Regions from separate parts of the Homo sapiens genome. Here regions 2, 3, 4, 5, 6 and 7 are each linked to region 1. A link is a contact called in ENCODE Hi-C data. All regions are on one chromosome and are shown on one strand. Each heading gives the region's core, a stretch centred on a gene start or an enhancer-like site at or near the end of the contact. The rest is flanking DNA. Distances are from core to core; before and after follow the strand shown.

What was found. Hi-C counts contacts between places; a loop is a spot of excess contacts on that map. Pooled maps may share reads with other maps.
Region 2: a pooled map shows a loop between it and region 1 (6-fold over the local background). The contact joins the promoter of UBLCP1 here to the promoter of LARP1 in region 1. A Hi-C loop is called at or near these places in 6 of 50 pooled maps.
Region 3: a loop to region 1 is called in a map of CD8-positive, alpha-beta T cell, with 8 times the contacts of the local background. The contact joins the promoter of RNF145 here to the promoter of LARP1 in region 1. A Hi-C loop is called at or near these places in 2 of 168 maps with a recorded cell type or tissue (CD8-positive, alpha-beta T cell and naive thymus-derived CD4-positive, alpha-beta T cell) and 11 of 50 pooled maps.
Region 4: a pooled map shows a loop between it and region 1 (6-fold over the local background). The contact joins the promoter of TNIP1 here to the promoter of LARP1 in region 1. A Hi-C loop is called at or near these places in 2 of 37 single-sample maps with no recorded cell type and 7 of 50 pooled maps.
Region 5: a loop to region 1 is called in a map of naive thymus-derived CD4-positive, alpha-beta T cell, with 6 times the contacts of the local background. The contact joins the enhancer-like site here to the promoter of LARP1 in region 1. A Hi-C loop is called at or near these places in 1 of 168 maps with a recorded cell type or tissue (naive thymus-derived CD4-positive, alpha-beta T cell), 2 of 37 single-sample maps with no recorded cell type and 8 of 50 pooled maps.
Region 6: a loop to region 1 is called in a map of CD8-positive, alpha-beta T cell, with 6 times the contacts of the local background. The contact joins the promoter of GM2A here to the promoter of LARP1 in region 1. A Hi-C loop is called at or near these places in 2 of 168 maps with a recorded cell type or tissue (CD8-positive, alpha-beta T cell and ascending aorta), 1 of 37 single-sample maps with no recorded cell type and 15 of 50 pooled maps.
Region 7: a map of sigmoid colon shows a loop between it and region 1 (7-fold over the local background). The contact joins the promoter of SPARC here to the promoter of LARP1 in region 1. A Hi-C loop is called at or near these places in 2 of 168 maps with a recorded cell type or tissue (chondrocyte and sigmoid colon) and 4 of 50 pooled maps.

What each region holds. Positions count from the first base shown.
Region 1 is chr5:154,753,788-154,757,375 of GRCh38, forward strand. It overlaps LARP1 (La ribonucleoprotein 1, translational regulator), which reads left to right and starts at 1,590. Exons shown (of 19, transcript NM_033551.3): 1 at 1,590-2,406. The coding sequence starts at 1,971. LOC112267936 (a long non-coding RNA gene) reads right to left here and starts at 1,233. Exons shown (of 2, transcript XR_002956231.2): 1 at 1-1,233. RefSeq lists silencers at 968-1,117, 1,368-1,707, 1,748-2,157, 2,198-2,277, 2,558-2,667 and an enhancer at 3,588.
Region 2 is chr5:159,261,239-159,264,826 of GRCh38, forward strand. It overlaps UBLCP1 (ubiquitin like domain containing CTD phosphatase 1), which reads left to right and starts at 2,052. Exons shown (of 11, transcript NM_145049.5): 1 at 2,052-2,122. RefSeq lists enhancers at 1,277-1,784, 1,619-1,688, 1,719-2,028, 1,785-2,292.
Region 3 is chr5:159,207,939-159,211,526 of GRCh38, forward strand. RNF145 (ring finger protein 145) reads right to left here and starts at 1,615. Exons shown (of 11, transcript NM_001199383.2): 1 at 1,293-1,615. LOC107986468 (a long non-coding RNA gene) reads left to right here and starts at 89. Exons shown (of 2, transcript XR_001742943.2): 1 at 89-742; 2 at 1,921-2,214. RefSeq lists enhancers at 1-381, 1-30, 121-170, 281-400, 1,988-2,087 and silencers at 1,298-1,487, 1,528-1,817.
Region 4 is chr5:151,079,129-151,082,716 of GRCh38, forward strand. It overlaps TNIP1 (TNFAIP3 interacting protein 1), which reads right to left and starts at 1,906. Exons shown (of 18, transcript NM_006058.5): 1 at 1,752-1,906. RefSeq lists cis regulatory regions at 1,418-2,206, 1,706-2,475, a silencer at 1,471-2,140 and enhancers at 2,016-2,726, 2,441-2,500.
Region 5 is chr5:151,213,819-151,217,406 of GRCh38, forward strand. All of the region lies in intron 1 of CCDC69 (coiled-coil domain containing 69), which reads right to left. All of the region lies in intron 2 of LOC105378230 (a long non-coding RNA gene), which reads left to right. Among named protein-coding and RNA genes, the nearest start is that of CCDC69, 8.5 kb to the right of the region's middle. RefSeq lists enhancers at 670-719, 1,070-1,129. Within about 2 kb of position 1,578, at least 11 of the 41 ENCODE cell types and tissues checked have a DNase peak (open chromatin) inside an H3K27ac peak, as active enhancers do.
Region 6 is chr5:151,251,376-151,254,963 of GRCh38, forward strand. It overlaps GM2A (ganglioside GM2 activator), which reads left to right and starts at 1,810. Exons shown (of 4, transcript NM_000405.5): 1 at 1,810-1,922. The coding sequence starts at 1,842. RefSeq lists a silencer at 1,421-1,770.
Region 7 is chr5:151,685,091-151,688,678 of GRCh38, forward strand. SPARC (secreted protein acidic and cysteine rich) reads right to left here and starts at 1,825. Exons shown (of 10, transcript NM_003118.4): 1 at 1,775-1,825. It overlaps CLMAT3 (colorectal liver metastasis associated transcript 3), which reads left to right. Exons shown (of 5, transcript NR_109873.1): 4 at 739-861; 5 at 1,292-2,820. RefSeq lists enhancers at 1-107, 936-1,765, 1,766-2,593.

The DNA.
Region 1 (3,588 bases), core at 340-2,839:
CCTACCAGTACTTCTCCCCCATACTGGTTACAACAATCCTACAGCTCAGCTTTGCTGGCTGGGGCAGTTCCAAGAGGCTTTTCATTCAGTCTTCTCCTAGATCCAGCAGGTCGTGTGCTCTAATTCTTGTTTTGGAGATGGCCAACATTCCAGGCTGTTATGTTATGTGAGCACGTGGGATCACAGCCAGTCAGAAGCCAGGACTTCTCCAAGTGAAGTCATAAGCACCAAAGGGATCTTGCTAGACACGCAGATTTCTGGGTCCAGTCCCAGACCGAGCCTGATTCCTAATACTTTGGCATCTGCGTTCAAAGAAGTCTTCCCTTATCACCCAAACAAAAGTAGCCCATCTAGTCTAACTGATTACCACAGTTTAACTATTGTCTTCATAGATACTAGACAATAATTTATTACTTGTTTATTGTCTCTTTCCCCACCTTAGAATAAATTCCATGAGGATAGGGACTTTGTTAGCCTAGTTTATACCAAACCCGTTTCCTAGAACCCTGCAAGGCCCCCACAGTACGAGGTCAGTAAGTATTGAATCGAATGTACACTGAAGTTTGAAACTGCTGTCATACACTGCTCCTTCATTTTACAATAGAGAAACTGAGGCCCACGAAGCTGGAAGTCACTGCTGCAGAGATGGTAAGGGGGCAGGGCCAGGATAAAATCTCAGATCTCAGAAGTCCCAATCCAGGGACGGTTCAACTCCGCCCAAAGCAATTCTTTAGAAAAAAAACGACATCCACTTGAAAGAAAAGACATTTCCTGCCCATAAATACAAGGTTTCGCGGCGGGGAGAAGGGCCTGGCCTGGGTGAGGGCTTTAGTAATTCCGTTCCCACTTCCTAGGCGCCGGCTGCCCGCAAGGGCTAAAGACTCGCTTTCCAGGCCCGGAGTTGAACCCATCTCCGGGTAGTGTCGAGGCCAGGCCCAGCGGCGGCGAGGCGCGGAGCACAACCCACTGAGGTGCGGACGGCTCACCCAACCAAGGTCACCCGGGCGGGGACCGAAGGGGCCAGGCCCGCCGGGCACAGGGGAGGGGGCGGCGTTGGCGCGTCCTCGGGGCGGATGAGGGTCCTCCCTTCGGCCTCCTAGAAGTCAGGAATGACACTAATGGCTCCTTCCCCTGAATCTGACACCCAGCCTAAAGAGCACGAGCAGGCCCGGCAGGCCGCGTGGCCGGGTCCCATGTGCTCCACCTGAGGCCGCTCTCACGCGCTGGCCCTTTAAGATACCTCCCCTCCTCGCCCAGCCTTCTCTCCTATCCCCGTCAGCGCCCCCACCGACAACTCCCGAATTGCATCAGGCACGTGCTCGCCCCCGTCCGGTCTGAGCGTCCCTACCCCCAGCCCGGGAGGTGCTCTGAGGAATCGGAGACGAGGGGCGGGGCGAGGGGCAGGACCGCGTAGCCGTGCGCGCGCCGTCCCGCCGCCTCCTGCCCGCCCGTCGCCCAGGGCCCGGCCAGCGGCGCGCCCCCGCTGCGCCGTCCCCTCCCCTCGCCCGCCGCGTCGTGAGGCGCGCGCCCGCCCGCCGCCTGCCGCGGATCGCGTGGTCTGCTTGGCTCGCCGCGCCTCTCCCCCGTCCGTCCATATTGCTGCAGCCCCCGAGCCGGGAAGCCCGGGCCGCCCCGGGGGCGGGGGGGAGGGAGGGACGGGACTAGAAGCCTGCCGGGCTCGGGGTGGGGGCGTCTTGCGAGGAACGGGCGGGGGGGGACGCACGCCTAGGAGGCCTGGACTGCAGAGTGGGGGGCCTTCCTCCCCCCCCGCCCCGCTAGTGGGCCTCGGATTTACGGCGGCTGCATCTAACTGGGAGGGGGCCGCACCTCGCGTGAACCCCGACCCTTCTCTGCAGGGACTGGGGCCCAGCGCCCCGGAGGAAGGCGTCGCGGGCGCTCTGCTAGCCAAGTTCGAGGCGGGGGAGGCAGCCTCGGGCGCGCCCGGCTTCTCCGGGGGGGCGGGCGCGCAGATGGCCACTCAGGTGGAGCCGCTGCTGCCTGGGGGCGCCACGCTCTTGCAGGCCGAAGAGCACGGGGGGCTGGTGAGGAAGAAGCCGCCGCCGGCGCCCGAGGGCAAGGGCGAGCCCGGGCCAAACGACGTCCGCGGGGGGGAGCCGGACGGCAGCGCTCGGAGACCCCGGCCGCCCTGCGCCAAGCCGCACAAGGAGGGCACCGGGCAGCAGGAGCGCGAGAGCCCGCGGCCGCTGCAGCTGCCCGGCGCCGAAGGCCCGGCCATCAGCGACGGGGAGGAGGGCGGCGGCGAGCCAGGCGCTGGCGGAGGAGCTGCCGGAGCCGCGGGCGCGGGGCGCCGGGACTTCGTGGAAGCCCCCCCGCCCAAGGTGAACCCGTGGACTAAGAACGCATTGCCGCCGGTCCTGACCACCGTGAACGGACAGTCCCCCCCAGGTGGGTCTCCCTCCTTGCCCTCCTGGGTCCGGGGGCCTCTTCCGGGGACATGGGAGTCCCCTCCCCCAGCACCTCCAGGGCCCCGGGGTCTGCTACCGGTCATGGTGACTCGGGACTTTTTAAAATTGCCTCCTGGTTGATCCTGGTCGCCGCGCCCTCCCCCCCACCGTACACTCAGGGACCTGCCCCTGCCCGAGGGCCCGGCCTCCGGGAGGCTACGGCCACCGCCTGGGCCGCAGCGGTTAGTGGGCAACGGTGTGGTTCGGGCCTACCTCGTCGGCAGAGGGTGGGCGCTGGTTTCAGTGAAACGATCCCCACCGCATGCTGGTGTAAGAGACGGTTTCTGGTTTGAACCTTCCTCTGGAAGCCCCTCTTCCCACCCCGCCCGGCGCTCCCCGTTTTGGTAGCGTTGCGAGCGTCCCCATGTTGTAAATGTTTAATGAGCATATGTCACGGGCAACCCAGTGCCCGGCGCGGAGTACATGCTGGCCGCACGGATGCGGGGATTAAAAGTTAACAAGTTTTGTTCTCGGGGAGATGAAATTGGGCTTTAGAATCGCCATTTGGAGACGGGTTGAGGGGTCAGTTGTGGGGAGAAGAAACCCATCGTGTCATCGAATTCGGTGGTTTCCCTCCCCGATCCCGGGCACCTTCCGCCTTAAGAAGGAGCCCGATGGCGAGTGTGCTGGGGGAGCCAGTTAGGAGGTTGGCGGAAAATGTGAGGCGGGTGAGGGGCCTGCGGCGACTTGAGGGGCGTGTGGCGGCGGGGGAGGGAGTGGCCGGCCTGGGCGGGCGGGTGACAGTTGGGCGCCATGCGCCGCGCCGGCGGCCCGCGGGCCGCTCGGCCTCGGCGTTCGGTGCGGGCCGCGGCGCTGGGGGTGGCAGGAGGGTGCGGGCCCGCGGCGCGGCCCGAGTGTGCGTGTGCGCGGCGCGGGTGTGTGCGCGTCCCCCCTTCCCAGCATTCCTCTGCAGCCGGGACAACGTGGTGCCTCCCCGCGCGGGGAGCGGCATGTGACTGCCGACCGGCGCTCCGCGAGTCCTCCCTCTCCCTCCTCCGCGTTTTGGTCCTTTTGGACCGTGCCCCTTTCCGGGGGGAGGTAAGGGGTGCAGGAAATCCCAGCAGAGCCGTGTCAGCGTGGGGGGAGAGGCGGTGCAGAATATGGAGTCTGCTCTTGCATTGCC
Region 2 (3,588 bases), core at 802-3,301, 4.5 Mb after region 1:
TGTCTTCCAACTGGGAAGAGAGGGAAAGCTTTTTGAGGGGAGTAGATCTGAGCTGGGCAAGAGAACACACTTGCTAGAGAAAGAAAATGGCCAGAGAGAGAAAAGGGGAGAAAAAAGTCTGGGGGAGATGGAGATAAAAGCAGAGTAGTGGGGGATTTCTGGCCTAGGTGCAGGAATGTCCTTTTATCTTCCAAAGTAAATGTGGTCACAGTAATATTAACAGTTTGTCATCTGATGTTGTGAAATTGTTTCCATATATTATTTAGACTCTCAGACCTGACAATCTATGGAGGAATTCCCAGGCATCTTTAGCTGCTACAGAGATGCATGAATGAAGGACAAGTATATTATCCTCCACACATTAGAAGAGAGGCTCCAGGGAGCAACAGGAGGCAAAAGTTCTTCTTTTCTTTTTTTTTTTTTTTTTTTTTGAGATAGTCTTGCTCTATCACCCAGGATGGAGTGCAGTGGCATGATCTTGGCTCACTACAACCTCCACCTCCCAGGCTCAAGTGATTCTCATGCCTCAGCCTCCCGAGTAGCTAGGGTTAAAGGCACATGCCACCACACCTAGCTAATTTTTTTTATTTTTAGTAAAGACTGGGTTTCACCATGTTGGCCAGGCTGGTCTTGAACTCCTGACCTCTAGTCATCTGCCTGTCTTGGCCTCCCAAAGTGCTGGGATTACAGGTGTGAGCCACACTGTGCCCGGCCAACATTTATCATTTGTGTTGAGACTATCCCAACCTTTCTCCTCTATTTTGAAATACAAAATAAATTATTGATTACTATAGTCACCCTACTGTGCTGTGGAACGCTACAACTTATTCCTTCTGTCTAACCATATTTTCGCTCCTTTTAACTTCTCTTCATCTCCTTCTCCCTCCTTATCCTTCCCAGCCTCTGGTAACCACAATTTTACTCTCTATCTCCATGGAGTCAACTTTTTTTTAGCTCCCACATATGAGCACCAAACTTCAATGTAAGACCCAAAACTATGCAGCTATTCCAAGAAAACGATTTGAGAAAATGCTTGAAAATGTTGGTCTGGGCAATGATTTTTTTTTTTTTTTTAATTAAGACTTTCTGAAGAAAAGGGCATACTTTTCACTGAAAAAGTTTGAGTTTTTTAAATGAGCAGATACTCATGCATTACTAGTGCAGCCAAAAATTATCAAAAGTAGGGAAGAATGCAAAATAGCGTGTGCCTCTTAACTAAAGAACTGTTAAGATACAAAACTTGGCTCTTTGCTGCCTTTCCCGCACTGCCAAGAGGGAAACATGAATTAGTTACATTGCCGTGGTGCTCACTGGGAGTTCGCTGTATGGACCAGATGGGTACTGCTCCGAATTTCCATTCAAGTCTGACATTCTTTTGTCAGCGTTTGTGTAACCGGTTTTCCTTGCATTCAGAGGAAAGACAGCATGGAAGTATGGATGGGAAGGTTGAGACGATTGGATACTGTATGGTAACCTCGATCGCAGCTCTCCTATGAGACTTGCTTCTTGGATTCTGAGTCACTTAAGCTTGCCCCTTCTCTTTCCTGACCCTCTTCCGTTTCCCCTTAGATTGGAGATTCTCCTCAGATTCTAAGTCTCTGAAATTATTAGTGTTGGCAGCCCCTGGGCCCATGGAGGGGTCTCAAGTCTTCAGTTCTCAAAGATCACCTTTTAAGCTTCATTCGGAACATGACACAGCCACACGAGTCCTAGCCCTGAATCTCACGAAGACCTCAGTACACCTGGAAAAGGCAGCACACCCAGTTACGACACTACTAGAGACGTCACACGCCTCAGCACCCATCCGCTCCCAGCCCAGAACGAGCGCACGCGCAGAACGAGAGAGCGGCCACCCAGGGATCGGCGCTATCTGCACAGCGGTTACAGTCTCGGAAAGGCCTGGCTTCTTCGTGGCTTTGTGGAGATCCCTTACAGCGGCCATTTGATTAGCACCCGAAGAGATTCAAAGGAAGCAGTTGTTCCGTCCCCAACATATTTCCGTTTCAAACCACCCACTTCCGGTTTTTCAGCCGGTTCCGGTCCCGCCCTTCACTTCCGGTCGCTTTCGGTCTCTCAGCGGCCGGTTTCTGCGTCCGCTGCCGCAGGTTCCACCGCGCTCCAGGTGAGGGGTTGCGGGGCACCCTGGCGCGCTGCCCTTGGAGACGCTGTTGGGGCTCGGGGACAGTGGCTTTGCGGCCCGCGCGGCGTGGCTTGCACTGCGGCGGGCTGGGGATAGTGTCTGTCCTAGTCTGACGCCCAGGCCCCTAGCCCCGGCCCGCTTAGTCGCGGGGGCCGCTGTCCTCCCATCCAGCAGTCTAGCCTATTTGGAGGGCTTTCTGTTTCCCAGTGGGTTTTGCGTCCCCAAACTTCATTCCTCCGTCTTCTCAGGCTTGTCCATCCCTCCCCTCAACCTCCTTGTTGAAGGCATCCCGGCCTTTTTGGTTCTGGAGCCTCCACCTGCCTCCTAATGCTCCCCTAAGTCAGTTAGCACAGCCCCCGACCCTGCACCACCTCGCAGTTGTTGCTGGTGTGCGGTTCTCGCCGGAGTTCTTAGTGCTTCACGGTTATCTTTTGCTGGGATTGTTGAAAGTTAACCTCCCGTTAATTCCCAAAGTGTTACTTTTACTGCTATACTTTAAAATTTCTTCATTTGCCACTTTTTAGGTTTGTGGTCCCGGGCAAGTTTAATTTCTTTTCAGGATTCTCATTTGTATAATGAGGACAACAGCTGTTGGTTCAGGATTGTGAAGCTTCAATGAGATAATTGTTTAGCATGTTTTTATTCCATCATGAACACCATTTGTATTGTGTTTTACAGTTTACAAAGTGCTGTCACAGGTGTTACTTCATACCTTAACACTACTCCTGTCCAGTGAATATTAGTAGCCTCATCTTGTTGAGAAGACTGAGGCCAAGAGGTGGATTGACTAGGCAAAGTCAACACAGTATGTTAGGTAGAACTCCAACCTAAACAGCTATTCTTGACCCTAGGTTGACCATATGGAAGTGTATTCTTTGCTTGCTTGTTTGGGTTTGCCAACTTCACTCCTCCCCACACCCCAAATCATTTTTCAGCTTATAAATCTGATGGGATCTGAAATGATACAAAATACTAAGAAAGAAGGTTAAATGTGAAAGCAAAATAGCTCATGCATTTATATCACACTGCTTCATTGGTGTGAACGGTCTTAATGATGAAATAAGGTTCAGTAACTTTTAAACAAATCTTAAAGACATATGCATTTACAATTTTTATGGTGTTTGTTTCGCTTGGCCCTTTAAGGCATTTGCCAACTTGGAATTTCCACTTGTGGGATAGGTGCTTCGTAACGTTTTTATGCTGCTTTATTAACCATATAGAGCCCATGCCCTCTGGCACATTTTTTTTAAGGCTGAAAACATTGAAGAGCCTGTAGTACTGACTCTCAAATTTGAGCATTCATCAGAGGTGAGGAGGACTGACCTTGTTAAAACACAGATTCCTAGGTCCCTTCTCTCCACCCCAATTACATTTCTACCAAATTACCAAGTGAGGTCAATGCTGTTCGTTAGCCCAGGGACCATGCTTTGAAAACCACTAGTCTAGAA
Region 3 (3,588 bases), core at 365-2,864, 4.5 Mb after region 1:
TTCTTTTGGGCATGATTCAAGATTCAGTAAAACTGCACACTCCGTATTTTAAAAAATAAAAAGACACACAGTCCTCTCCTTCCCTTTCAGACTAGTTTCCTCTTTACTGCAGACTGCGACGCAAGGCCATCCACTAATCTTTGATGCCTGCTCACTGCACAGGCCCCTTCCTCTCTCCCCGCACCTCCTCCCACAACGCCTGCAGATCTCAGATGCGTTTGAACTACAGTAACCCCAACCCAGCTCGCGGCAAGCAGGCAGCGCAGCAGCAGTAGCAGCAGCAACCGGGCCGCCGCCGCCGCGGGGCTAAGAGATTACGTTCAGCAAAAACTCTTCCAGGAAAGAGGCTCGAGAGCTCCCCTCCTATCTCGCCAAGGGTGCTGACTCTGTCGCGCCACGCCACGTACCAAAAGGCTCGCGAAGAAAAACGCGGGCGAAGTTCAGCATCCCCGAACAGAAAGGGAACTCATTCCAGAAAGGGGGTTCACGGGTCTGAGGGTCCTTGGGTGGGGAAAGCAGTATTGGAGGGAGAAGACAGAAGGGATGGCAAGACAGAGGAAACCACGGGGACAAAAAGGAAGGGATGAGGAGCCCTCTTACTATAAAAGGGACTGACGGACGGGATGCAGAGCAATGGGCCCCCCTCGAAAAATGGACTGGCAGGCCCTTCCGCACCCCCAAACAACCTCGCACCACCTGAAAGCGGGGAGCTTGAGTTTGGGGCTGCGTAGATCAAAGCAGGGTAAGACGAAGGGAAAGAGGGAGGGGAGCTTGGAAGCAAAGTGAACAAAGAGGCAAAAGAGGCAAAGTTGGAAATGGAAACGAGAAAGGGAGCTGGAAAGGGGCCGCTCTGGAAGGGTCTTGAAAAAGGCCTAGAAATGGGATGCTGGGGAGGCAAAGGGGGACAGCCCCGAGGAAGGGCATCTCAGGAATGTAAGGGAGCGCTCCAGGCCCTGGGAAGAGGAAGGGATGGGAGGGCGGGGAGGCAGCCGAGGCCCGGGAGCTGGAACAGAGGGGGCTTTGCGCGGGGCCCAGGAGGGGAGAGCAGGGTCGGAGGGAGGCGACCACCGCGGGAAGAGCTAGAGGATGGGAGGGAGGGGTGCTGCGGCTGAAGAGGGGATGTGGACTCCTCCAATGCTAGGGAGAAGAGGGAGGTGAAGCGAGATAAAAGGAAAGGGGCGAACAGGGAGAAGAGGAAGGAGCCTGCGACGCGATGGGGGAGGGGAGGGAGGCCGTGGGAAGCGGCCGGGGGGCGCGGGGATGGGAAGGGGCCGGGCGGGCGGCGTGGTCACCTCAGGCTGCGGACTCCCTCCCTGGGGAGCGGCGCTGCCGGCGGGCGGGCTCCGCAACTCCCCGGCTCTCTCGCCCGCCCTCCCGTTCTCCTCGGGCGGCGGCGGGGGCCGGTACGGCACGGCTCACAGCGGCGGCTCTTCTGCGCCGAGCCTCGGATGTTGCTTCTGGGGAGGCGGAGGCAGCGGCAGCGGCAGCGGCCCGGCCCGTACGGTCACCATCGTCCGCGGCAGCAGGCGCTCGCGGGCCGAGCCCCTTAGCAGCCGGCGCCGGCGTCGGCGGCCATGGCCTCCTGCGTTTGCTCCTCCCGCCCCCGGCGCTCTGCGGCGGCCGCGGCCCGACTTCCGCACTCTGCGCCTGCGCGCGGCCCAGCCAGCGCGGCGCGCCCCTCCCGCGCGCGCCCGCGCTCACTCACAATCGCGCCCGCGGAGTGCTTTCCGCACCGCCTCCGGTGCGTGGGCGGGAGACATAAGCCTAGCCAAGCCCATACAGCCCGGCTCGGGTGGCTATGGAGAGGCGTACTGCAGAGACACCTGGACGCGCACTGTGACAGGCGCCATTCTGACACACGTGCTCTCTCACTCCCAAACACCACGGGCCGCAAGCGCTCACACCCACACTCACCTGCAGGGACCACGTGGGAGAATTTGAAGGGCTGATCCTGTCCCGGTGCATTCGCAGTAGCAATGATGCGAGAATTCGTTTTAACCTCGTCACTGACTGGACTAGACTGTAAACTCCTTGGCGTCTGGGATGGCTCAGCCGTGCCCAGCACCAAGTGCAGGCACTCAAACCCCTGTGGAGTAAGTGACTGGATGAATGAATGCATTGGAACTGTTCACTGAGTATCTGTAACAATTTTGATCCCATGGTTTGGTACAAAGAATTTTATTGCAGTATGAAATTAAATGGTGTTTGTGTGTTTGTCTTGTCTTGGTCTAAGGTTCAAAACAGGCTAATGTATGTTTTCCCCTCCCCAACGTAGAGGAGTTCCACTTTGTCTCTGTGCCAGTCTCTATCACAGAATGCGCAATCCTACCCTAATTTAAATGTCCACACCTTTTAGGGCAGGAACTGTTGCCCAGAATACATAGCCTGAAGCATATTGTGTGTTTACACAACGATAGTCTTCTGGGCTTGGCAAGACTTCTCATTCCCCATTTGTCTGCCACTCTGCCTCACCACGACCTTCTGCAACCCCCACTTCTATCTCCCCTGCCTTCCACCATCACCAAAACCCCTCCACTGTTTCTTGCTTTCTCTTTCGTTAGTTCCTGGGGAGCCAGTTGCTATGAGCACCTAGCCTGGCCTTAGATGTTGAAAGGGCCAGTGTACACAGAAGATACACACCCAGTGATGGGTAAGATGTTGCAACTATACTGGGTCATGCTGAAATTGTGAAGCCTCAACTTCTTCATGTGCAAGAGAAATTAATGTACTGTAATCTCGATGTCTGTGTTGAGGACCCTCCTTGTAAATTCAAGTCTCTGGCCTCTGCCCTTTGAATGGTAAACCCCCAATTCTGAACACTCTTGTATCCTGCTGAAATTGTGAAAGCAAGCTCTGTATTTAGAAAATGCAATCCCTGGAGGTATCAGTCAACCAAACTCTGAGTAACTTGCCTTCCATTAGTTTGATAGCTCTGTAGGAATCAAGTGTTTAAAATGTGTGGGAATTGTGTACATAACTCACTATAACCACCTTTCATCCAGGTGCCTCAGACTACTTCACCATAGTCATAAATCCTGTCACATCCCAGTGATGCAGTTCATGAGTCTCTTAATCTAGCCTGGTAAGTAAAAAAATTACAGAGGTCACATGAATAATGACTGGAATAGGAAATGGACCAAGATAGCAAGGCCTTATCTTGATCCCCTCCCTGTTTTAACAACTTTACATCTGACTGAGTCAAGAAAACCTAAGGCCAGAAACAGATTACAAAGAAGTCAAAATGAACGTAACACTAAATTCTAACTTTATTTATTTATTATTCTTGGATAAATGGCAGAATCCTGAAAATGTGATTCTAAAAGGAAGTATGGTTGCTGGATTTGCGTGGTTTTTGTTTGTTTGTTTGTTTGTTTTTTGAGACGGAGTCCACTCTTGTTGCCCAGGCTGGAGTGCAGTGGCGTGATCTTGGCTCATCGCAACCTCCGCCTCCTGGGTTCGAGCAATTCTCCTGCCTCAGCCTCCCAAGTAGCTGGGATTACAGGCATGCACCACCACACCTGGCTAATTTTGTATTTTTAGTAGAGATGGGGTTTCTTCATGTTGGTCAGGCTGGTCTCTAACTGGATT
Region 4 (3,588 bases), core at 656-3,155, 3.7 Mb before region 1:
GCAGCTTCCAGAGGGGCATGATCACGTGCTTCCATGAAGTGCCAGTCCCTGATCACATTATTTTCCCGGGACACAGCCAGGACAGCAGCCTTGGTCAGGGGAAAGGGAACAGGGTCCAGGATTCAAGCGTTGCTAGTCTTGGGAAAGCCTTAACCTTCTCTGGGCCTCAGTTTCCTCATCTGAAAATTAAGAGTTGTTAGAAAGATTAAGTGAGGCCGGGCGGGGCGGCTCACACCTGTGATCCCAGCACTTTAGGAGGCTGAGACGGGCGGATCACTTGAGGTCAGGAGTTTGAGACCAGCCTGGCCAACATGGTGAAACTGTCTCTACTCAAAATACAAAAAAATTAGCCGGGGATGGTGGCGAGTGCCTGTAATCCCAGCTACTCGGGAGGCTGAGGTAGGAGAATCGCTTGAACCTGGGAGGCAAGTTGCCGTGAGCCGAGATCGTGCCACTGCACTCCAGCCTGGGTAACAGAGTGAGACTCTGTCTCAAAAAAAAAAAAAAGATTAAATGAGATACGGAATGTAAGCACTGTGCCTGGCACATAGTAAGCTATTAGCATTATCAGTTTTTTCACTGCCTCAGTTTCTTCTGTTGCAAAACAGAGACCACCACGGGGATGCTGAGTTTGTACTAATATTCTACCCTCCTAATACAATTCTACCCTCCTTTGTCAAGGATTTTTTTAAAACATTCTGAGTCCCCTTTTCTGACCTCTCATCAGATGCCGAATTCCCCTCTATCACACCCCATTGTTTGGAAAATGAGTAAGTGCTGATTAAATCCCATTTTGACCGTACTGTGAGAAAAAAATGATGCATTAGGAATCTACACATTTCCCTGCACTGTCATTCTGCAAGGGGGTGGGGAAGGACGTTGCTGATTCTTCTGCATCATCCACAAAAGTCCCTCCCTCCCCCTACCAAAACACAATCTCTCACCCAGTCGCACAAAATTCCCATCTGCTCCTGTACGCACAATGAATGTACAATGCACACGTGCACACAAATGTCCTACAGTGGAAAGCTCAGCCTTCATACTCCATCCCCAGAAGCACTCCTGGAAACTCATCCATCCTGCACATGCACACAAATGCCTCCAACAATGTGCATACAAAATATGTTCAACAGAAATAGTATAGTAGGAACTCTGGAGCCAAATGCCTGAGTTCATATCTGACTTTGCAACTCACAGCTGTGTGACCTCAAGCTCCAAGTACCTCGGTTTCCTAAAGTATAAAATGGAGATAATAACAATATTAATGTTTAGGATGGAAGTGACAATTAAATGAGTCTAATACACGTACAGCGTTAAGATCAGCACTTGGAAAGCGCCCAATAAAAATTATTATTTTCCTCCTCGTGACATATGTACACTGCTTCCACAACTTGATACGAAAACTCCTGACGCCGCGTAGGCAACTCGTCTCCACAGGATAGACACCCAAAGGGCCGCAGCGCCGCCCGCACCCGGAGGGTCTGCGCTCTCTACAACCGCCCCACGCCGTTCCCAGGCGTGCTACCCCGCGCAGTGCGCACGCGCGCCCCCCACCAGGCCCAGCGCCAAGCAGGGAGTAGCGGCTCAGCCCGGCTTGGCCGCTGGCGGAGACGCCCCGGGACCCCGCGCGCCGGGCCTGGGTGCACAAGCCACCTTCCCCAGCTCGCTCCCCGCCGCCACCGAGGCTCTGGACGATCTGGGCCTGGCCTCCCTTCCTCCCCTCCATCCCCGCTCCGGGCCGGCCGGCTTACCCGAGGACGGGGAGCTTGGGGACACAGCGCCCCGCTTGCTGCGTCCAGCCCCGAATCCAGGGACGGGGCAGCGGCCCGGGCAAGGCTCCGGCCCCCCGTAGCACTCCTAGGGCTCCTGGACGGGGGCAGGGCACCCGGGCCGAGGACGAGGAAGTGCCGGGGGCCTGGCCGGGCCGCCCCACCCCTGGGAAAGTCCCCGGAGACTGGCAGGCCACTCGCCCAATCGCGCCGCGCGCTCCGGGCGGGCCCGCGGCCGCCTGGGGTGGGACCGAGCGAGGTAAACACCGGCTGCCTGCGGTTCCGGGGGCCCGCGGTGTCTCTCGTCCCTTCGGCGGCCTTCCCCTCTAGGAGCGACTTCCCTGGGGCCACCGTCCCGGGCCTGCGCGGCGCCTTGCCGCACTCCCAGCGCCGGAAGCCCCTGTCGAAGGCCTGGGGCCACCTTGAAAGCCGGAATTTCAGAGCGGAGGCGAGCCACAGAGACCACCCAGCCCCTTCCTTGTGCCGAGGGGAACACAGGCCAGAACAGGGAGGGGACCTGCCAAAAGGCACGTAAGCATTTGGCCCTAAGCCAGAGCTGGAGCTCAGGCCCCCAGAGTTCCGTCCAGGGCACTCCAGGACTCTTCTTAACAAAGCTATAGAAATTCCGAGCTGAAAAGACCCATAAAGACTCTACCGCGAACATTTTTTGCTCCAGACATTGTAAAGGATTCCCAGACATCGTAAACGCTTTGCTCCAGACATTGTAGATGCTTTGCGTGCATTATTTTCTTCGCACAATCACGCTAGGGAGGTGGGTTTTACTACCTTTTCTTAAATAATATTTGAGTCACAAAAAGGTTAGATGACCTCAGTAAGGGGCTGAATCAAGATTCAAACCCGGGTGGGCAAATCCAGAGGCCGCCTTCCACCCTACCTACTTATATGTGGGCTAGATAATCCCAACAGACTGGGATTTCCTAGACCGGTAAGGAACATAAACTTGCTTTAAGGGTAGGAAAGCTTTTTAAAAGCTTATCCTTTTATTTTTAAAAAGAAAGAAAGCTAAATTTTAATTCCAAAAAGTGGAAGGTCTAACCTTGGAATAAAGAACAGCTCTTTAAACTAAATATAGCTTTATGAAAAACCTATTGCAAAAGACCCATTTCACTGGTACTGTTGAAAACTTAGTCATTGACAGGCCCTCATCCTCAAAAAGAATTAGGGGAAAGGATTTGGGGAACTGTTTAATACACACCCTCATTTTACAGAAGAGAGACCCATCAATCAACTGTGACTTCGCAATAATACACACACAGATACTTGCCCAAATTATATACCTAATCTGGGGATTCTCCTATAAGGCTTTGTAACCTCCTAGGGTTCCTTCAGTTAATTCAACGGTGTTATCAGATCTTCAAAACGATATTCATTCTAGTTTAATTATGAAAAGAATTACACTTATGCCTTGATTCAGAAGGGAGGGAGGGAGGAAGCGATGCAAACTCCAAAGCACCACTGAGTCTCACCACTGGGGGATCCTACAGAGAAACTGGGAATCCTGGCCCTGGTTTACATAGCAGCTCCCAGGCATCGTCTCCACCCATCAGGTCCGCACCTGCCAGTTTTCTTCCTGCTCTTTGTGCCTGTACTTCCCAATTCTCTTCCTGCAGGGCTCTCTTCCTATTCCCAACCCACATCTTCTCCACCCCCACCCTCTACCCACTGAAAACTAAAATCTACCTAAAAATGGCTGGTCTCTAATTACTTGCATTTTGTTTCCACACTATTTCAGCTGTTTTTATAGCATGTCTGGCCTTAGCCGGGCAGACAGTTTCATTTCTCAAAGTGTCCGCTGGGA
Region 5 (3,588 bases), core at 328-2,827, 3.5 Mb before region 1:
TTAGTAATTAAAGAAGACTCCTTAAGAGTTCACCCAGCTCCTCCGTGTCCCATACATCACAGGCCTGGCTTCCTCTGAGCATGTAGTTCTATCACACCTATCCTGGCTGAGGAAGGCTTACGGGAACCCAGAGCAGGGTTGGAAGGGCCCCAGGAGGCAGCTGACTCCAATCCCCACCTCCTTTTTCCAGATAGAAAAGCTGAGGCCCAGAGGTGGGTGGGCAGATAACTTGTCAGAAGCTGCAAAGCAGGGAAGCAGAGCCCTGGGGAGAATCCAGACTCACAGCTGAGGCTAGAGTCCTTTCCGTCCCCCTGATGCCAGGGTCAGCTTTATCTGAGTAGCTGAGCCTGTAGGGGAGAGGTGATTCTAAGTCTCAAGGGGCTCAGGTCACACCCTCCTCAATATCAGAGCTGCCTTTCCGGTGTCTGGCCCAGCACCACTAGTGCTGGGATCTAAGTAACCACAGTCAGAGCCTATTGGCCGAGGGTAGAGGCAGGAAGGAGGCGGGGAGTGTGGCCCAAGGGGCCCCACTCCAGGGCCTTCGGGGAGGAAGGGCGGGGCCTAAATGATCAGGGCTGTTGAGAAATGTTAGTGTTCACACCCGAATTACAGAAGCTCAGACAGAACACCATAAATACAGGCCTTAGCCTCCCCATCTCTAAGATGGGCAGAGATATTCTGCCAAAGTAATGCCTGAATTTGATGTCATTGAAACTCAAACACTGCCAGGGACATTAAAGATTTAATTCATCCCCTTCATATCATATAGTGTGTGGTCAACATTTCCTCACTGGCTGGAGGACAGTCCAATGTGATTGTACAACCAACTTAAAGTTAGAAGTGCCAGGCTGCACCACTCCGCTGCACCGGGGACACGGCCTATGCTCTGAACACCTGCAGGACCCCCAGAGCACACAAGTCAGGGGCGGATGTGGTCTCCACTGCTCCTATCTGACCAACTGATGAGGTGTCTCAGGGGAGCAAAGGACCACTTCCTTCTTAAATACCCCTGCACCTGGTGAGCCAGACCACAGCAGACAAGCATCAGAAGGGCCTTGAGTGCAAGGCCTCACTTCACAGACGATGACACTGAGGCCTAGAGAAAGCCTTTCTAATACACCTTATTTATTTTCTTCCTCCCTAGGGCTCCCGTTTTCTTGTCCCATATCAGCTTCCCAGGGTGTCTGCTAGTTCTGGTTGCCTCAGAGGGCCTGGAGCTGGCAAAAGCACTAGACATTATTTCTAGCATTTGGGTCAGCCTGGCAGGCAGGACCCTGAAGGAGCTGGACAGAAAATGGTGTCAGTAGCTGGATGGGGGTGGGGAAAGAGACAGGCTGAGGGCCCAGATACCTGTCTCCCAGTCCAATGGCAAACTGGAAGGCCAGAGCCAAGGTCCTAGCTTGCCATCTGAGGCTGAGCGCCTGGATACCTGTCTCACAGTCCAATGGCAAATTGAGAGTCCAGAGCCAAGGTCCTAGCTTGCCATCTGCTTGCTGTGTGACCTTGAGTGGACACTCTTCCTTTTCTGTGCTTCTGTACCCTCCTCTGCATGGCATGGAATTGTGCAATGGGATACGTAAGAGCCCTTCTGGTTTTGACATGCTGTGGATGGGGAAGAAGGGGCAGAGTGAGGTCATCTTGCTATCTCATCTTCTGTCGATCCTGTCCGGCTTGTTTGCTCTGGGCAGGGCAGAGGCAGTTTGACACACTCAGCTGTTAGCTCTGGTCATGGAGGGGGCTTCTCTGGAGAGCAGGAAAGGAGGGTCCCTTGCTCAGGAGGCCTGGGTGAGAACCTGGAGCCCTCCACACCATCCCCTGTTCTTCAGCAGACAGTGTAAGGGTGGTTGTAAAAGAGAGGGCGGGATTGCCTGAAAGCAGAGAATGACAGAGCTCAGCCATCTCCCAAGTTGCACGCAGCATGCTCCTAATTCTACAGTAGCACTGTGAACAGAAATAAGTACCCATTAGTGAGGACAAGGAGGATGCACAGGATGCTCAGGGCAGGACCATTTGCAGTAGGGAAATGCTGTAAACTGAGGACTGGCTGGATATACTCAGGGACATAATACTATGTCATTTCATTCATATGTTTAAGAGAGTGAAGTAGACCTTTATGTACAAAGATGGAAAGGCATTTGGTAAAATACCAATATCCAAACTAAACTATTTCTTTTCTGTCACCCAGGCTGGAGTGCAGTGGTGTATTCTTGGCTCACTGCAACGTCCACCTCCCAGGTTCAAGCAATTCTCCTGCCTCAGCCTCCCCAGTAACTGGGACTACAGGCATGTGCCACCATGCCCAGCTAATTTTTGTATTTTTAGTAGAGACAGGGTTTTACCATGTTGACCAAGCTGATCTTGAACTCCTGACCTCAGGTGATCTGCCCGCCTTAGCCTCCCAAAGTGCTGGGATTACAGGCGTGAGCCACCATGCCCGGCCAACTATTACTAATGATAAAAAAATGCATAGGAAAAAGTACCTAGAAAAGCACAAACTGATAACAGTTGTCATCTCCAGAGAATGGACTAAAATTACTGTGGTCAAGGAAGGGTAGCTTCCATTTTACATTTTACCTAAATTATTAGGATTTTTTTTTTTTTTTTTTTTTTTTGAGACTGAGTCTTGCTCTGTCACCTAGAGCGAGTGGTGTGCAGTGGTGCGATCTCGGCTCGCTGCAGCCTCTGCCTCCCAGGTTCCAGCGATTCTCCTGCCTCAGCCTCCTGGGTAGCTGAGATTACAGGCACGTGCCACACGCCCGGCTAATTTTTGTATTTTTAGTAGAGACGGGGTTTCACCATGTTGGTCAGGCTGGTCTCAAACTCCTGACCTCAGGTGATCCGCCCGCCTCAGTCTCCCAAAGTGCAGGGATTACAGGCGTGAGCCACCACGCCTGGCCAATTCTTAGGATTTTTAAAGCAACAACGCATTCAAGAATTACTTATATACAAAGAAATTAACAACAACAAGAAAAAGGTACCTCTCTTGGAACCTGAAAGCCTCCCCCAGAGTCAAGGTACAGACAGAGAAATCAAGGCTGGGGAAGAGAATAGTTAGCAAAAGAGGCAGAAGTGGACCCATTGTTAGAATGATGAATACCAGAGGTTGGGAAGGACGTGTGTGTGGGGTGCGGGGAATGAAGAAAGGCTGGTCAAACGATACAAACATACAGCCAGATGGAAGGACTACATTCTAATGTTCCATAGCAACCATGAACTGTATACTTTAAAATAGCTAGAAGAGAGGACTTGAAACGTTCCCAACACATAGAAATGATAAATACTCGAGGTGATGAAACTCCAAATACCCTGACTTGATCATTACACAGTCTATGCACCTAACAAAATATCATATGTACCTGAGAAGTATGTAAAATATTATATATCAATAAAAAATATAAAGAAGTAGGCCCCATTCTTGACTCCCAGTCCAGTGCTCTTTCCTCTACAGATGCAGCTGCTGGTGTCCAAAAGCAATGGGCCCTGTCCAGGCACCTCCTTGTTTACAGTGCTGCCTCTTCTGCTGCCAAGATGGGTTCCAAAGGGAGGCACTGGGTTCTTGCTGTCATTTTTGATTGCTGGCAACTTGGG
Region 6 (3,588 bases), core at 560-3,059, 3.5 Mb before region 1:
TGAAGTGAAGTTACAAAGTTGCACTTCTATGCAATTTTAACATATAAACTGAAATGTAGCATAGAAATCGAAATGTACTTTCAATTTCCCATCTGCTGCACAGAAAAGGTGGGGGGTTGTAAAGAGAGTAGCCTCTGGTCCTCTTGTTACTTAGGTGTGGAAAGTTAGGGTTTTCCTTTCGATTTAGTTCTAGGAAGTCAGCGTGAAATGGCCTTAGGTTCCCTGCCTGCAGACTCTATTCTCCTACCTCAGTTGGGCTAGGTGAAAGGGAAGAGTTGATCAGAATGGGAGGATCATTATGTAAAGTATGGAGCTTAGTTAATAATAGTGTACCAATGTCATGCCCTCAGATTTAAAAAAAATTTTTTAATTTTTTATTCTTTTGCCACCTCCTTGTCGCTGGCAGTGCCCCCCAGTTATGCACAAGCACAAGCTCTGGGTCTGCAGTCTGAACCCCCGGCCAGGCCACGGGTGTCTTATCAACAATAGAGGAAACGAACAGAACTTTGTAGTATTTTTGCAACTTTTCTGTAAACCAAAATAAAAAGTTTACTTTAAAAAAGATGATCAGGTGAGTTTTAAATTCTACACATGCATTCATGTACTCAACAGATTGTCTATTATGCATCAGGCACTGGGTATAAATGAGTGCCTGCATCATGATGCCACCCCTTGTGTAGTTTACAATCCTGTGGTAAATTGGCGGTATTGGTAACAACATCCCTGTTTTTTCTAAAAGCAAATCTCCAACTAGTATATTAACCTGACAAAATCTTGGCTGATGGGGTGTCTAAAAAGAAGTCTTGCTCTATTCCTTCCTAGCTGTGCGACCTTGGCAGAGCTAACCTCACTGTGTATCAGTTTCCTCAGTGCTAAAATTGGGGAAGAAAAAAAAAAAGCATTCCCTTGTGCGTCCTTAGCATGCTTTCAAGCAGTTACTAAATGTTAGTTTTTATAACGGTTATAATTATTAAAAAGATACGGATTCGTGAAGTCAAGAGATCAAGACCGTCCTGGACAACACGGTGAAACCCCGTTTCTACTAAAAACACAAAAATTAGCTGGGCGTGTGGCGCGTGCCTGTAGTCCCAGCTAGTCGAGAGGCTGAGGCGGAAGAATCGCTTGAACCTGGGAGGCAGAGGTTGCAGTGAGCCGAGATCGCGCCACTGCACTCCAGCTCGGGCGACAGAGCGAGAGTCCGTCTCAAAGCAAAAAAAAAAAAAAAAAAGACACACATATGGGGAAGCGTAACATGGCAGAGAGTCTGACATTTTTGTCCGGAAGGACTTGGGGATGAAAACACTGAATCCGCGGTTTCCCAAAGGTCCTTCCAAAGGTGACGGCCCCGGCACGAGTTCACAAACCACAGCTCCGCCCCATCCCCTGCCCGGCCCCGCCCTTCCCAGGAGCTCTGCTCCGCCCCGCCCCCGACTCCGCTCGGCCCCTCCTCGCGCCACGCCCCCGCCCCTCCCGCGCGCGCAGCTCCGCCCCGCCCTCGTGATCCCGCCCCAACCTCGTGCTAAGCTCCCTTCCGTTCCAGCCGCCTTCAGCCCCGCCGCGCTCAGTTCCGCCCCTTTCTCTTCCAACTCCGCCTACGCCCCAGAGAGGGAAGGCCTTGACACCTACGCTAGAGAGACAGGCTCCAATGAAAAGAGCGAGGGGGCGGAGCCGGGAGGAATCGGTCCAATTCTCGGCCGGGAAGTCTCTGGCCGGGACGGGGCAGGGCGAACCTGCCAGTGACTGGACTCAGCTTCTTTGCGTAACCAATACTGGAAGGCATTTAAAGGCACCTCTGCCGCCACAGACCTTGCAGTTAACTCCGCCCTGACCCACCCTTCCCGATGCAGTCCCTGATGCAGGCTCCCCTCCTGATCGCCCTGGGCTTGCTTCTCGCGGCCCCTGCGCAAGCCCACCTGAAAAAGGTGAGTGCACCCTCTTTTAAGAGTCTGTTTGCAGCCTCCTGGCCCAGCTACGGGTGTGCGGGTCTGGCTGAGATATGGGGGTGGCCACTCCGTTCTCTAGAATTGGTTCTCTGCACTAGAGCCTTCCAAAGTAACTAATTATGGGATTCTGGTCTGTACAATGAGGGTGGCCTCTAAAGACTTGTTCTGCTCCAGGCCCTTTTTGGAGAGATTAATCTCACGTCTGCACTCTCCTGCCCTCCCTCCAAGCGCCGGAGTGAAAATGCAGACAGCCTTAAAACTAAGGCATTGCCCCCAGAGATTCAGTCCTGTTAACCCTGCACCTTACTCCTGACCCCCACTCCTTATGTCCCCCATGATAAGGCCTGCTGCCTCATCTCTTCCCCTGCTCGAATGCCCTGAGGTCTTCCTGAGAGTTGGGAGGGTTTGAGAGCTTTTCCAGGCCAGAGGATCCAGATTTGCCCATCTGGTGACAAATACCCAGGCCTGTGACCCCGCTGCCCTTGGTTATGAGCCACTGAGACAACAGTCCCCGTACCCTCCAAGCTTCCTCCTTCACTTCTCATTGACACCGCTTCTTCCTTCACTTCTCATTCACACCGTGCTGCAGATCCCTGGGAAAGGGAAGTTCTGTAATCCCTTCACCTGAAAAAGCCTCGTTCCTGGCTTATTGCAGCTAGCCCAATGTCTTTCAGATTCAATCTATGTTGTTGCAAATGACAAGATGTTCCCCCTTTTAAAGGCTGAATAGTATTCTGTTGTGTATATATGCCACATTTTCTTTATGCATTCAATTTGATGGATAATTTCTTCATCAAGTGTCTGTTGATGGATAATTTCTTTATCCATCAAGTGTCTGTTGATGGACACTTAGGTTATTTCCATATCTTAGCTATTGTGAGTAATGCTGCAATGAATATGGGAGTGCAGATAGCCCTTCGAAATGTTGATTTCAGTTCCTTTGGATATATACCCAGAAGTGGGATAATGGCTCATATGGTAGTTCTGTTTTATTATCTCATTTATATGCGGATTCTAACCAAGTTGAACTTACAGAAGTTGAGAGTAGAGGTGGGGTCTCACTCTGTCACCCAGGCTGGAGTGCAGTGGGGCGATTGTAGCTCACTGCAGCCTTAAACTCCTGGGCTCAAGCAGTCCTCCCACCTCAGTCTCCTGAGTAGCTGGGACTGCAGGTGTGGGCCACCAAGTTCTGCTAAGGAATAGGCTTTGAGATTTATTGCACACCAGGGTGACTATCGTCAGTAATGTATTATATACAGAAGCTCCTTAACTTTCCATGAGGTTATGTTCTGATAAACCCATCATAAGTTGAAAATGCATTTAATACAGCTAACCTGAGAATCATAGCCTAGCCTACCTTAAACATGCCTAGCCTACCTTAAACATGCCCAGAACATTTACATTAGCCTACAGTTGGGCAATATCATCTAACACAAAGCCTATTTCATAATAAAGTGTTGAATGTCTCATGTGATTTACTGAAGACTGTACTGAAAGTGAAAAACAGTATGGATACTAAAAGTACAGTTTCTACTGAATATTTATCACTTAGGCACGATTGTAAAGTTGAAAAATGGTATGTCAAACCATTGTAAGTCAGGAACTGTGTGCATTTCAAAACAACTAAGAGAATACATTTCACATT
Region 7 (3,588 bases), core at 575-3,074, 3.1 Mb before region 1:
GTGAGTCAGGCAGAGAAGAGCCTTCTGGTGGGTGGGACTTGGAGAAAGTTTCAAAAGTTGATTCCTTCTCCAGGCAACCCCCTTCTTCTCCTCCCTCCCCCTCTTTGCTCTAGGCTATGTCGATGTGGCAGCTGATAGCTGAGAGTTAACTCTCTCTTTCCTCAACCACTCCCTTTTCAGAAGGCTTCATCCTCCAGCAAATACACACATTTGTTACCAGTCCTCACTCCATCCCCACGTCATGCCCTCTAATCCATTTGAGAATATCTTAAAGCTGAAAGCTGTGACCACCCATATTCATCCTCTCTCTCTCTCTCTCTCCCTCTCTCTCTCACACACACACACACACACACACACACACACACACAGTGCATACAATTTTTAGGGGCTTAGAGATGGCTTGAGGCCCATTCAAAGACCACTCCATAGACCCTGGTTAAGAAATCTTCCTTTGAATATTTTAGAGGACACAAAGCACCCCAAAGAGCCTTCAGTTTCAGCCTTCTTTCATTACAGATGGGGCACTAAATCCAGGGGAGACACTTACCTAAGATCACACATAAAATGCATGCCCGAAGCCTGTGTCCTACTTCTGCTTTGCTTCTCACTAAACCACCAGCACTTGGGGCGTATAGAAATTTAACTCTAAAGCATTACTAGAGAAAACATTTTCTCTAATGAAAAAAATGCTGTCCTTTCCTGAGGAAAATGCATGCCTCTCTGTTCCCTTTTGGGCAGACTGGGAATCCTGGAAGACATAACTCATCCCAGTGCCCCCCTTCCCTTGGAGTCCTTGGAGTCCCTTTCCCTAAGGAAGTCCACTTGACAGCCAGTTCACGGAGCCAGTGGCGGCGAAGAAAGGTAGTGGATTTGTCTGAAGAAGAACTGACACCCTGACAGGCTGGACACTAGTCTTGGGTGGATTACGGAAGGGGACCCTGGAATTCTCTCCCTCTTCCCTTCCCCCTTTCCCCCTTCTGAGAATATCTCCCCCAGCACACTCCACCTCCCATTACACCCATGTCTTGGTTGACGATATCTGATGTCTGGGTTTTCAGATCTAGATAAACTAAGGGCTACTGCCTGTGTTTACCATCCCAAGGAACTCAGGACAGGAACAACACCTAACCCAAGACTGAGGTTGTGATGGTGCCATTTCAGGCAGAATGGTGCTGAAATTTGTGTATTGGGGGGACGGAAGGTGGTGTTTGGGAGTGAGGAGAATTAGAGGAAAACAGAAGGCTTCCCAGAGGTGTGGATTAATGGTGAAGCCTCCCCCTTTGCCTTTCAGAGATCAACTGATTGTTCGTGCAAAGTCCCTTTTGGAAAACAGAACCCCTGACCGAGATCTGGAGGACAGACTCCGGTTGCTGGCCAGGTCCCTGTGGCAGCTGTGATGGGATCAGATTCCCAGGAAAGGAGGAGGCTGCCACATTTGCAAAGGGAGCAAAGAGGACAGGCAGGCAGCCTCTGAAACCAGAGACAGACACAGAGAAAAACAGAGAGTGAGAAAATGCTCCCCCGAAGACATAGTGAGATTATTTTCTGTAAACCTGTAAGGGAAGACAAAGTTACACAGTGAGTCCACCTTCTGAAAAGCAACAGGCAGACAGGACCGAGGGCCATGCTCTTAAGGGGAGCCGTGATGGAGCCGGGAGGAGAGGCGCATCCTCAGCAGAGCTTCCCTCCCTTGCACACGAGCTGACGGCGTGAACGGGGGTGTCGGGGTTGGTGCAACTATAGAAGGGAAAGGCTGGGCGGGGGTCACACATACCTCAGTGGCAGGCAGGCAGGCGGCAGGCAGAGCGCGCTCTCCGGGCAGTCTGAAGGACCGCGGGAATGTGGAGGGGTTTAGAGACAGGCAACAGGAAACCACTCAGAGCTCTGGGCTGGGTCTATCTCCCCTCCACCCCGTGGTCCCTCCTCCTCCTGTCTCCTCCTTCCCCCGGCCTCCTCCTTCTCCCATAGCCAAAGCTGTCTCTGTCTTTCATTTCTTTCCTCCTCTTTTTGCGGTGGGCTGTCCTGACCAAACGTCCCAACCCTGCCTGCCTCATCTGTTCCGGGGCTGCTGCCTAAACCGACTCACAGAGTGCCAGGGCTGGACAGGCCTGGAGGGATGACCCAGAACAGCCTCTTTCTTGTTCAGAGGGCAAGTGAGGCCTGGAGACTGCAAGGAATTACCCAATGGCCCCCAGGGGCAGAACCAGGCCCAAGTGTCTTGATCTTCTAACCAGTGAGCTTTACAGGAGTCCTCCCTAATATTAGGCAATGCTGAGAAGGGCCAAGCAATTCAAGGGGGTTGTATTTGCCACAAAGGCAAGGCCAGGACTTACCACTGTACAGACAAGACAAGCTGCTACTAGTGGTATCATCCTTGATGATTTGGAACTGGTCTTAAAAAAAAAAATCCCACTCAAACTCCACTTGTACCACTAATAGACACATAAGGGATTAGACATCTAGCTGGTGGACCTGTGCCACCAGTATTGAACAGATAAGGTAATTGATGATATTGATGATAATCATAGGAGTAACAATAGCCAAAGTTTACTGAGGATTTAATAATCTTCACAGCAACCCCTTATCTTAGGCATTGTAATTATGACCATTTTAATAATAAGGAAACATAGATGCTAAGTAACTTGCCTATGATCACCTGGCAAAAAGTGGTATGAGAGGGCTGATTCTACGTTTCAACTTGGGTCACTCCTGTTATATATGAACTGCTCAGTGCAACAGGTCTTGGTTGAATGTTTATTTTGTGCCTAACACTCTGGGAGGTATGAGAATTAATAAATACCTGGTCCTTGTCCTCAAAAAGTTTTGTGGTTTCCGGTTTTTTTGTTTGTTTGTTTTGTTTTGTTTTGAGACAGAGTCTCACTCACTCTGTCGCCCAGGCTGGAGTGCAGTGGTATGATTTCGGCTCACTGCAACCTCTGCCTCCCGGGTTCAAGCAATTATCGCGCCTCAGCCTCCAGAGTAGCTGGGATTACAGGCGCACATGCCACAACACCCAGCTAATTTATTGTATTTTTAGTAGAAATGGGGTTTCAACATGTTGCCCAGGCTGGTCTCGAACTCCTGAGCTTGGGCAATCCGAATGCCTTGGCTTCCCAAAGTGCTAGGATTACAGGCGTGAGCCACCGCACCCAGCTTAGCTTTGTGGTTTCTTAAATTCTTTTTTAATTTTTTTAGACGAGTTAAGTGCAGAACTGAGAAGGGAAAAAAAGTACAAGGAATTCAATCTGTGACTGTGAACAATCAATCGAGATAACTCACTATTCAAGGAGCTTTGGATCTTGCTGAAAGGTTGTGCCTTACACATACACCCACTTACATGAGTGGTACAGACTCTAAGGCTTATCCCAGGGCTTCAGATTGGTGGATTCCTGAAAGAGGTGGACCTGGAAGCATGGGTTGGGTTTGAATACCATGGAAAGGAAGAAGGCAGAGAACACCCTCATGATACACTTCCATCCGCTGTGGCCCCTGTCTCTCTTGCCATTCTCTCCTCCTACCACTGTCCTCTGTGCCCACGCTGCTCCAGCCATGCCAACTTCCTTCCAGTCCTTCAACTACCCCAAAGCT